Regions from separate parts of the Homo sapiens genome. Here region 2 is linked to region 1. Evidence: chromatin loops called from intact Hi-C (ENCODE). Cell type or tissue: PC-3. All regions are shown on one strand. Each heading gives the region's core, and the rest is flanking DNA. Links, peaks and the distances in the headings are about the cores only.

Evidence for each region. Peaks named below come from ENCODE experiments on the same cell type or tissue, not always from the same donor. Only the 100,000 strongest peaks of a DNase experiment are listed, where the experiment ranks them.
Region 2: a loop joins it to region 1, with 5 times the contacts of the local background. A loop is called at or near these places in 1 of 110 quality-filtered maps.

Annotation. Positions count from the first base shown.
Region 1 is chr9:24,789,430-24,794,819 of GRCh38, forward strand. No RefSeq gene overlaps it. Among named protein-coding and RNA genes, the nearest start is that of IZUMO3, 250 kb to the left of the region's middle. In PC-3, for the core only: no CTCF peak of the experiment used is centred there; no DNase peak of the experiment used is centred there; H3K27ac peaks cover 1,102 bases.
Region 2 is chr9:24,670,098-24,675,487 of GRCh38, forward strand. No RefSeq gene overlaps it. Among named protein-coding and RNA genes, the nearest start is that of IZUMO3, 130 kb to the left of the region's middle. In PC-3, for the core only: no CTCF peak of the experiment used is centred there; no DNase peak of the experiment used is centred there; H3K27ac peaks cover 1,407 bases.

The sequences.
Region 1 (5,390 bases), core at 244-5,243:
CAAGGAGACCTAATAGATATCTACAGAACTCTTCACCCCAAATCAGCAGAATATACAGTCTTCTCAGCAACACATCACTCTCATTTTAAAATTGACCACATAATTAATTGGAAGTAAAGCACTCCATAGCAAATGCAAAAGAACAGGAATCATAACAAACACTCTCTCAGACCACAGTGCAATCAAATTAGAACTCACAATTAAGAAACTCACTCAAAACCGCACAACTACATGGAAACTGAACAACCTGATCCTGAATGACTACTGGGTAAATAATGAAATGAAGGCAGGAATAAAGATGTTCTTTGAAACCAATGAGAACAAAGTTACAACGTACCAGAATCTCTGGGACACAGCTAAAGCAGTGTTTAGAGCAAAATTTATAGCACTAAATGCCCACAAGAGAAATCAGGAAAGATCTAAAAATCGACACCCTAACATCACAATTAAAATAACTAAAGAAGCAAGAGCAAACAAATTCAAAAGCCAGAAGAAGACAAGTAATGCCTAAGATCAGAGCAGAACTGAAAGAGGTAGAGACACAAAAAACTCCTCAAAATTCACTGAATCCAGGAACAGGTTTTATGAAAAGATCAACGAAATAGACCACTAGCCAGACTAATAAAGAAGAGAGATGAATCAAATAGACGCAATAAAAAATGATAAAGGGGATATCACCACTGATCCTGCAGAAATACAAACTACCATCAGAGAATGCTATAAACACCTCTATGCAAATAAACTAGAAAATCTAGAAGAAATGGATAAATTCCTGGACACATATACCCTTCCAAGTCTAAACCAGGAAGAAATCGAATCCCTGAATAGACCAATAATAAGTTCTGAAATTGAGGCGGTAATTAATAGCCTACCAACCAAAAAAAGCCCAGAAGCAGACAGATTCACAGCCAAATTCTACCAGAAGTACGAAACGGAGCTGGTATCATTCCTTCTGAAACTATTCCAAACAATAGAGAAAGAGGGAATCCTCTCTAATTCATTTTATGATGCCAGCGTCATCCTGATATCAAAATCTGGCAGAGACACAACAACAACCAAAAAAATCAGTCCAATATCCCTGATGAACATTGATGCAAAAATCCTCAATAAAATGCTGGCAAACCGAATCCAGCAGCATATCAAAAAGCTTAACCACCACGATCAAGTTGGCTTCATCCCTGAGATGCAAGGCTGGTTCAACATACACAAATCAATAAATGTAATCCATCACATAAACAGAACCAATGACAAAAACCAATTGATTATCTCAATAGATGCAGAAAAAGGCCTTTGACACAGTTCAACAGCCCTTCATACTAAAAACTCTCAATAAACTACGTATTGATGGAACATATCTCAATACAATAAGAGATATTTATGACAAACCCTCAGCCAATATCATACTGAATGGGCAAAAACTAGAAGCCTTCCCTTTGAAATCCGCCACAACACAAGGATGCCCTCTCACCATTCCTATTCAACATAGTATTGGAAGTTCTGGCCAGGGCAATCAGGGAAGAGAAAGAAATAAAAGGTATTCAAAGAGGAAGAAATGAAGTCAAATTGTCTTCATGCAGATGACATGATTGTATATTTAGACAACCCCATTGTCTCAGTCCAAAATCTCCTTAAGCTGGTAAGCAACTTCAGCAAAGTCTCAGGATACAAAATGAAGGTGCAAAAATCACAAGCATTCCTATACCAGTAATAGACAAACACAGAGCCAAATCATGAATGAACTCCAATTCACAATGGCTACAAAGAGAATAAAATATCTAAGAATACAGCTAACAAGGGATGTGAAAGACCTCTTTAAGGGGAACTACAAACCACTGCTCAAGGAGATAAAAGAGGACACAAATGAAAAAATATTCCATGCTCATGTATAGGAGGAATCAATATTGTGAAAATGGCCATGCTGCCCAAAGTAATTTAGAGATTCAATGCTATCCCCAACAAGTTATCACTGACTTTCTTCACAGAACTAAAAAAAAAAAAACTACTTTAAATTTCATGTGGAAAAAAAGAGGAACCCATATAGGCAAGACAATCTTAAGCAAAAAGAACAAAGCTGGAGGTATTACGCTACCTGGTTTCAAACTATACTACAAGACTACAGTAACCAAAACAGCATGATACTGGTACCAAAACAGATATATAGACCAATGGAACAGAGCAGAGGCCTCAGAAATAACACCACACATCTACAACCATCTGATCTTTGACAAACCTGACAAAAACAAGCAATGGGGAAAGGATTCCCTATTTAATAAATCGTGTTGGGAAAACTAGCTAGCCATATGCAGAAAACTGAAATTGGACCCCTTCCTTACACCTTATACAAAAATTAATTCGCCGGGCGCGGTGGCTCACGCCTGTAATCCCAGCACTTTGGGAGGCCGAGGCGGGTGGATCACGAGGTCAGGAGATCGAGACCATCCTGGCTAACAAGGTGAAACCCCGTCTCTACTAAAAATACAAAAAATTAGCCGGGCGCAGTGGCAGGCGCCTGTAGTCCCAGCTACTCGGGAGGCTGAGGCAGGAGAATGGCGTGAACCCGGGAAGCAGAGCTTGCAGTGAGCCGAGATTGCGCCACTCCAGTCCGCAGTCCGGCCTGGGCGACAGAGCGAGACTCCGTCTCAAAAAAAAAAAAAAAAAAATTAACTCAAGATGGATTAAAGACTTCAGTGTAAGACCTAAAACCATAAAAACCCTAGAAGGAAACCTAGGTAATACCATTCAGGACATAGGCATGGTCAAAGTCTTCATGACTAAAACACCAAAAGCAAAGGCAACAAAAGCCAAAATTGACAAATGGGATCTAATTAAACTAAAGTGCTTCTGCACAGCAAAATAAACTATCATCAGAGTGAACAGGCAACCTACAGAATGGGAGAAAAGTTTTGCAATCTATCTATCTGACAAAGGCTAATATCCAGAATCTACAAAGATCTTCAACAAATTTATGAGAAAACAACCCCATCAAAAAGTGGGTGAATGATATGAACAGACACTTTTCAAAAGAAGACACTTATGTGGCCAAAAAACGTATGAATAAAAGCTTATCATCACTGGTCTTTAGAGAAATGCAAATCAAAACCACAATGAGATACCATCTCACACTAGTTAGAAAGTTGATCATTAAAAAGTCAGGAAACAACAGATACTGGAGAGGATGTGGAGAAATAGGAATTCTTGTACACTGTTGGTGGGAGTGTAAATTAGTTCAACCATTGTGGAAGAGAGTGTGGCTCTTTCTCAAGGATCTAGAACCAGAAATACCATTAGACCCAGCAATCTCATTACTGGGTATATACGCAAATGATTATAAATCATTCTACTACAAAGACACATGCACACGTATGCTTATTGTGGCACTGTTCACAATAGCAAAGACTTGCAACCAACCCAAATGCCCATCAATGATAGACTGGATAAAGAAGATGTGGCACATATACACCATGGAATACTATGCAACCATAAAAAGGAATGATATCATGTCCTTTGCAGGGACGTGGATGAAGCTAGAAACCGTCATTCTCAGCAAACTAACACAAGAACAGAAAACCAAACACGACATGTTCTAACCCATAAGTGGGAGCTGAACAATGAGAACACATGGACACAGGGAGGGGAACATCACACACCCTGGCCTTTCAGGGGTTGGGGGGCTAAGGGAGGGATAGCATTAGGAGAAATACCTAATGTAGATGACGGGTTGATGGGTCATGTATATACCTATGTAACAAACTTCCACGCTATACACATGTACCCCAGAACTTAAGTTATAATAAAAAAATTAAATTGCTTATGGAATAACTAATGTTTACAGTCTGTATCTCTGTTCCATCTCTTAGTGATGTTTTTTTCACTTTATTGCAGTTTATTTTTGAGAACGTGTTAGATAATTTTCACAAAGACACAAGAATGTTGATGAATGACTTATTTCACAATCCTGTAATCATGAGGACAAGACATAATATTGGAACAAGGAATCCACCGTATTTCTCTGTATGTTCCCATAATTAATATGTCAGTGATATTAATAATAATATTGAAAATTAAATATCAATATTAATATTGAAAATTAAGTAATCAAATTTCTAGGGAGTAGTAAGTACTAAAGATACATTTTTCTGGCTGGAACTGATTAATGTTCAATTCAAAATATATCAGAGGAAATTAATATGCACATAAATACTTATTTTACTCTTCATTATTTGCTTCTTAACTTAAATGTATTAATCTGTAAAGAGAAATAAACCTTCAATTTACCTTGAGTTATAATTTATAGTATACTTTGGCAAATTTCTCAACTTGAATGCCAGGCTTGGTGACACAATCAATGGAAAAATATTATGATGTCTTTTCTAGAGAACATATTTTAGAGGTAGACATATTAAGTCGTGTAAACATTCATTTATGAACTAAACTAGTTGGTATTTACTCGTAATGTGGAGTAATCCTTGGGGAAATTTGACTCATTGTTCTTTGGAGTCAGTACTATACACTGCATTTTTAAAAAATGTATTTATACTTGTCAACCCTCTTCCTAGGAATACTTGTATTAGAAAGTATCATTTCCCTCTTGTTTTAGCCAAGTACCAAATTACTCAAGGGACTTTTTGTATACATTATTTATGTAGTAAGTCAAAGGGCAAAGAAAATAAGATGAATTGGATTGATTTCATCTGCTTTTTATTATTTGAGGAGTGACTCAACCTTTTTTATCTTTTCATACACACAGTTTGCTTAACTTAAAATCAGCTTTAACTTTAAATGTCCAAAGAAATATGGTACTGTATTCCTGTTTTGGGTTCACTGTGTCCCCTAAAGTTCATGTGTTAGTAATTCAATACCGAATGCAACACTGTTGATAGGTGGTACCTTTAAAAGGGGGACTAATGGTGTTATCATGGAGGTGGGCTAGTTATCACAGGAGTGGGTTCCTGATAAAAGAATGAGTTTGAATCTTTCTATCTTGCTCTTGCTCTTACCCTCTCTTGCCCTTCTGCCTTGGAATGACACAGCAAGAATGCCCTCACCTGATGCAGGTTCAAAGACCTTCGACTTCTCAGCTTCTAAAACTGCAAGAAAAAAAATCTATTGTTTATCAATTACCCAGTCTCAGTTACTCTGCTACAGAAGCACAAAACATACTAAATCCATCTTTAAAGTTAAATTTGATGAGTATGACCACATAGCCAATAAATGAACAGGTAAATAATAAAACTTTACTAAAGTTATAGTTTTTCCATATAAAAAGAGGAAGTGGCTTCTCAAGATCAAATAAAATACAAAGGTAATTATAACTTTTATTGCCTTGAAAAAGAGTTGATCAAAATAAAAGTCTTATAAGACAAACTCCTCCTGATCATTAAATATAGCAA
Region 2 (5,390 bases), core at 133-5,132, 120 kb before region 1:
TGTATAATAAAAAAGGCAAACTAGTGTTGTTTATTGAAATCGGGACAAAATTGTGTATATGGTTACATCAGGTATGTTTTCAAAACCATGTTTTAAATCGCCTGTTTCATCTTTGCATAAGAAATTGTAAACAACCTTCGATTATGTTGAAACTTCAATAATACTAAAACGTTCTCTTTGGCTGTTCTTTATTTTCCAGTCTGTTATTCAAGGACATTTATAATTTTTTGCTTCAATACTTTTCCAAATTACTTTCTTTTTTTCTTTACTTCCTTTTTAGTAAATATTATGTTCTTTCATAATAAGTCTAACTACTTTGTCTGAAGATGATTACCATGTAATATTACTTCCTCACTGATATTATGCATTTATTTATTTATTAATTTAATTTTTATTTTTTTGAGAAGGAGTCTCACTCTGTCACCCAGGCTAGAGTGCAGTGGTACAATCTCAGCTCACTGCAACCTCTGCCTCCCAGGTTAAGCGATTCTTCCGCCTCAGCCTCCCAAGTAGCTGGGATTAGAGGCATGCACCACCACGCCCAGCTAATTTTTGTATGTTTAGTAGAGACAGAGTTTCACCATGTTGACCAGGCTGGTCTTGAACTCCTGACCTCAGGTGATCTGCCCGCCTTGGCCTCCCAAAGTGCTGGGATTACAGGCGTGAGCCGCCATGCCCAGCCTATGCATTTATTTTTATTGAAATGCCTTGCCACATCTTCACCCATGAAAGTTCCATATTACCCCCAAAGCTCACATGTTACCTGCTCCATGAATTTGATACTAATTATCTGACTTACCTCTTTCCTAAGCTGCTCTAACAAACTTACCGTGGGCACTGTTGCTATTGTATGCACTCTTGTATTTGTCCTGAGATTCCAGCTAGACTGAAAGACTTCAAGGGTAAAAGAAAAGTATTTGAATTTGTTCAGTATCTATTACCTGTTACATAGTAGAACCTGAATATGTGTGATTTCATTTTAAATCTGTTACTTATATATGGTTATTATAATTAATATTTGTGCATAAGAATTAAACCATAAGCAGCTGAACAGAAAAAAAAGAGAAAATGTCTTAATTAAGGATGATGGACAAAAGAGAAAATAGACAGTATGCTGGTGGAAACAACGCAGGTACAGAGGCTAGACACGTTTGTTCCCTTCACCACCATTTTGATTAAAGAGGTGTCTGAGCTAACTGACCCTGCCCAAGCATGCACATTCTCAGTAGTATCTCTTTTTATCAAGAGCCTCGCCTCAATCCGTGCAGCCTATTCTCAACAACATAGACAGAGTGACATTGTCTAAAGTTAAGTCAAATTATCTCAAACCTGTCTTAAAAATCTCCACTGGTTTCCCTTTTGGCTCAGAATGAAAACAAAATTACTTATTATGAACCATGTATGAGTCAAGATACTTTATAAGCAGTAACAAGCAGCCCCCAGAGTCTTAGTGGTTTCAAATACAACCCAAGTTTACTTCTGCCTTCTGCTATGTTTTCATTGCGGCGGTTGTGAGTTCTTTCCTTTATAGGCATCCAGGGATAAAGACTGATAGAGCAGGCAATATCTCAAGTATGTTTGACACCATGCTGAGGCAAGTATATACTCTGGACTCTGGCCTACAAGAATTACATGTCATGTTTTGCTCACAAATCTTTGTCCAGAGCCCTTTTACATAACTGCACTGAAACATGGGGGCAGGAAATAGAAATATACCTGAAATGGTACTTGAAAAGGTACCCATGGGGCCTTATGTGATCACATCAGCCTCTGCCCATGTTACCTCTGAGATCTCATCTCCTATTACTCTCGCCCTTACTTGATTTCAATTCTGCCACAATAGCTTCATTGCTGCTACATGAACACCCCATGCATGTTCTTACTGTTGCCTAAAATGTCTTATTTTAGGTATCTCCATGGTTAACTCCCTCCCTGCTCTCTGATCTTTACTCAAAAGAGACTGTTTCAAGGGGAACTCCCCTTGTTGTTTTATCTAAAATGAATGTCTCTGTAGATGTGTAAACAAATTATCATGACTGTATCCCAATAAAACTTTATGGACACTGAAAAATAGTGAGTGCCTCCCCACCTGCATGTTTTTTTTTCTCCTTGTTCACATAATATGTTGTCAGGGTCTCCCGGAAAATTAAAATTTAATGAAGAGCGGGAATTTTCATTTGCTTTGTGCTGCTATATTTTCAGCATATAGAACAGTGCCTCACCATGATAAGTGTTTAATAAATATTTGTTTGCATACATCTTAAGTAAAAATTATTAACAAGCCTCTTAACTTATTGCAATTATGACCACAATAGCATACTTGTAATTACAGTTTATAATTATTTGGCTACCATATGAATGTCTATTACATGCAAGCATTTTACTAGGTACTTTCTCATGGGCTGACTCATTTTGTTTCATGATAGCCCTGTAAAGTAGATACAGTCATCCCATTTTACAAATGAATAAGCTCTAAGAATTAGTTTGCTTAAGAACCCACAGGAATAAAACTAAGTTACCTGAACATGGTAAAGTTTTCATTTAATGTTTGGTTTTAGCTAAATAATTCTCCCTATAGACCTTTAAGTGTAAGAACAATATTATTTGTTCTAATGATAAAAGGAGGTAGGAGAAATTTGGTTACCTGCAATGATTTTCAAGTCATGAAAGTATACCAAATAAACATTTCACATTCACATTTCTGCAACTTTTCCAAGGATAATACCAGTCCTGAATCTTAACTAGATATTAGAATTATTTGGAAGCTTTAAAAAATGCTGATGACTAGTTCTCACCCACAGAAATACTGATTTAATGTACCCCAGGTAATTCTAATATGCAACTACCATTGCGAACCACAGAATTCGACGATTAGCTTAATCACTGAGTTTCCAGTGGTAGTGGTGGTGGAGATTTGTTGATACTGTTTGTCAGAAATGAGGAGTGTCTACTAATTTGTTTAAACTGAGTTGGATACCATTTCCCATTAATTTCATTGATAGAGGAAAATAATGAGGTAAGCATTAATTTCTTAAAATCTGGCACACATTTTCACACATACATCTTTCTCATCAGTCTTCTGTGTTTTTTTTTTTCAAGGGGAAAAATACGTTTTCTGATTTTGGTAAAAATAAATTGAAAAAGTTATTGGAGAATAGAGAAAAATTATGTCAACTACTATCCAATTTCCTTTTTGAGTTGTCAAATTGTTGTGGTTGGCAGAGGCTCAGAACCTACAAAAAGTCACTGTTTTATCTGGGATTATTTACATTTTCCTTCAAGTATCCAGTCCTGGTTTTGTACACTAAGGAAGTCAACTCCATTCTGGGGAATTGCTCTGAATGTGTTTTTGTTCTTGCATTGACAGAATTCTTGGTTTATCAGTACAGATGGCATGCTTCAATAGTGTAGTCATGCAGATCTTACTACATAGACTTCATTTCTCTTTAGGATGGCCAATATCATGAAAGGATGGTAATTCTCCAATTTTTCCATGAAATAACCATAATGGGTGTTAATATTAGTATTTGTTTTTACCTGTAACAATCTCTATTTTTTTAGCCATAATTTCAATTATGTTATAATAAAAAGAATTAAAGTGCTAATATGAGCATCTAATTCTGTTTTCCTCCTGGTGACATCTCCACAAAGTTGAGTTGCTTTAACTTTATTCTTATCTTTATTCAGACACTGAAATATTCTCAATCCTGGTGGTGAAAAATGGCCCATTATTTTAGTCCAGCTCATGAATTAATTCAATAGCTAGGCATAGTAACCTGGAAGGTGTTGGCTTCTATTTCAGATAAATTATTGTGAGAAAAAAATACAAAAGATTTGTTACAAATCGTGTGAATGATACAGCACCTTTATGGCATACAGTTTGTACAGTTAAAAAACAGCAAGTCTCTACCTCAGCTAATGCAATGTATATGCTACTCAGTGTTTCTAGGGTTGCAAAATGCCTGTAGAGCTGTCCCCGAAGAGATTTACTATTAGGATTCAGTTCTAGAATAAATGAGGAAGGGGTAATTCTCATTTCCTATTATTTATGAACTATCCTTGACTTATCATTCAAGCTCTCTAACTCAGTCAGCGTGCCTCAAATTCCTCACACTTTGTGCTTCAAATGCATACCTCGAAACATTGTTCGTCACACGCAACATGCTCTATCACAACAAATCACAACTTTTTGAAGAGCTTTTGAAATTTTAACTCTGTTGTCTTTCTGGGATTATCCTTTCTTCCTCTTAATGCTATGCTAAAAACATACACAACGTAGCCTAATTTAATGGTACCTATGATTTTGATTCACATTTATCTGGAAAATTTTCTCTTCTTTCTTAGGCAGTGGGACTTCTTTTGAATCAAAGAGCTTTTCAAACCATGTAAGGGCACATGGTTGTACAAGGGCTAACCAGAATTCTCACTGTACATAAAAAGAGGCCTTCTGGTTTTGAAATCTTTTATAGGTTTCTTCAATTACCTGTCATTAACACAACATGTGAGTTTTACTTCCAGTGCAGCTTTGCTTATTTCCTTGTCGGAGGATCTTGTATTAGATTTCTTGCTATATTCTTTATCATGTGCTCCAACATGCTCTATACTAAATTATCCCTTAAAAGGTTGACACAGAAAGTCCTAGAATCTGTTTGATTCTGCAAGGCCTTTGAAAGATGGACCCACAACCAGATGAGTTTTATTTGAACTGCATGTCTCATTTACACACTCCAGTTCTACGTTAATATTTTCAAGACTCAGCTTGGAAGAAAAGAGAGTACTGAAGTAGCATCTTACTATACCATTTATGTAGATTTTATTGTACCCAGATTTCTTCAAATAGCCTAAAAAGTACTGTGTTTGGAATTAGAGAACAATTTAATTCCTCACTCTCTTACATGTTTGTATTAGGGTTCTCTAGAGGGACACAACTAATAGAATATATATAAGATGGGGAGTTTATTAAGTATTAACATATACAATCACAAGGTCCCACAGTAGGCTGACTACAAGCTGAGGAGCAAGGAGAGCTGGTCCAAGTTTCAAAACTGAAGAACTTGGAGTCCAATATTCGAGGGCTGGAAGCATCCAGCACAGGAGAAAGATGTAGGCTGGGAGACTAGGCCAGTCTCGCCTTTTCACATTTTTCTGCCTGCTTTAAGTTCGCTGGAAGATGATTAGAGGGTGCCCACCAGATTAAGGGTGGTTCTGTCTTCCCCAACCCACTGACTCAAATATTAATCCCTTTGGCAACACCCTCACAGATACACCGGAGATTAATACTTTGTATTCTTCAGTCCAATCAAGTTGACACTCAGTATTAACCATCACAATATTAAATGGGCCATGTTGAGAAACTCTAAAAATCTTGAACTTCAAATTTCTTTATTGCT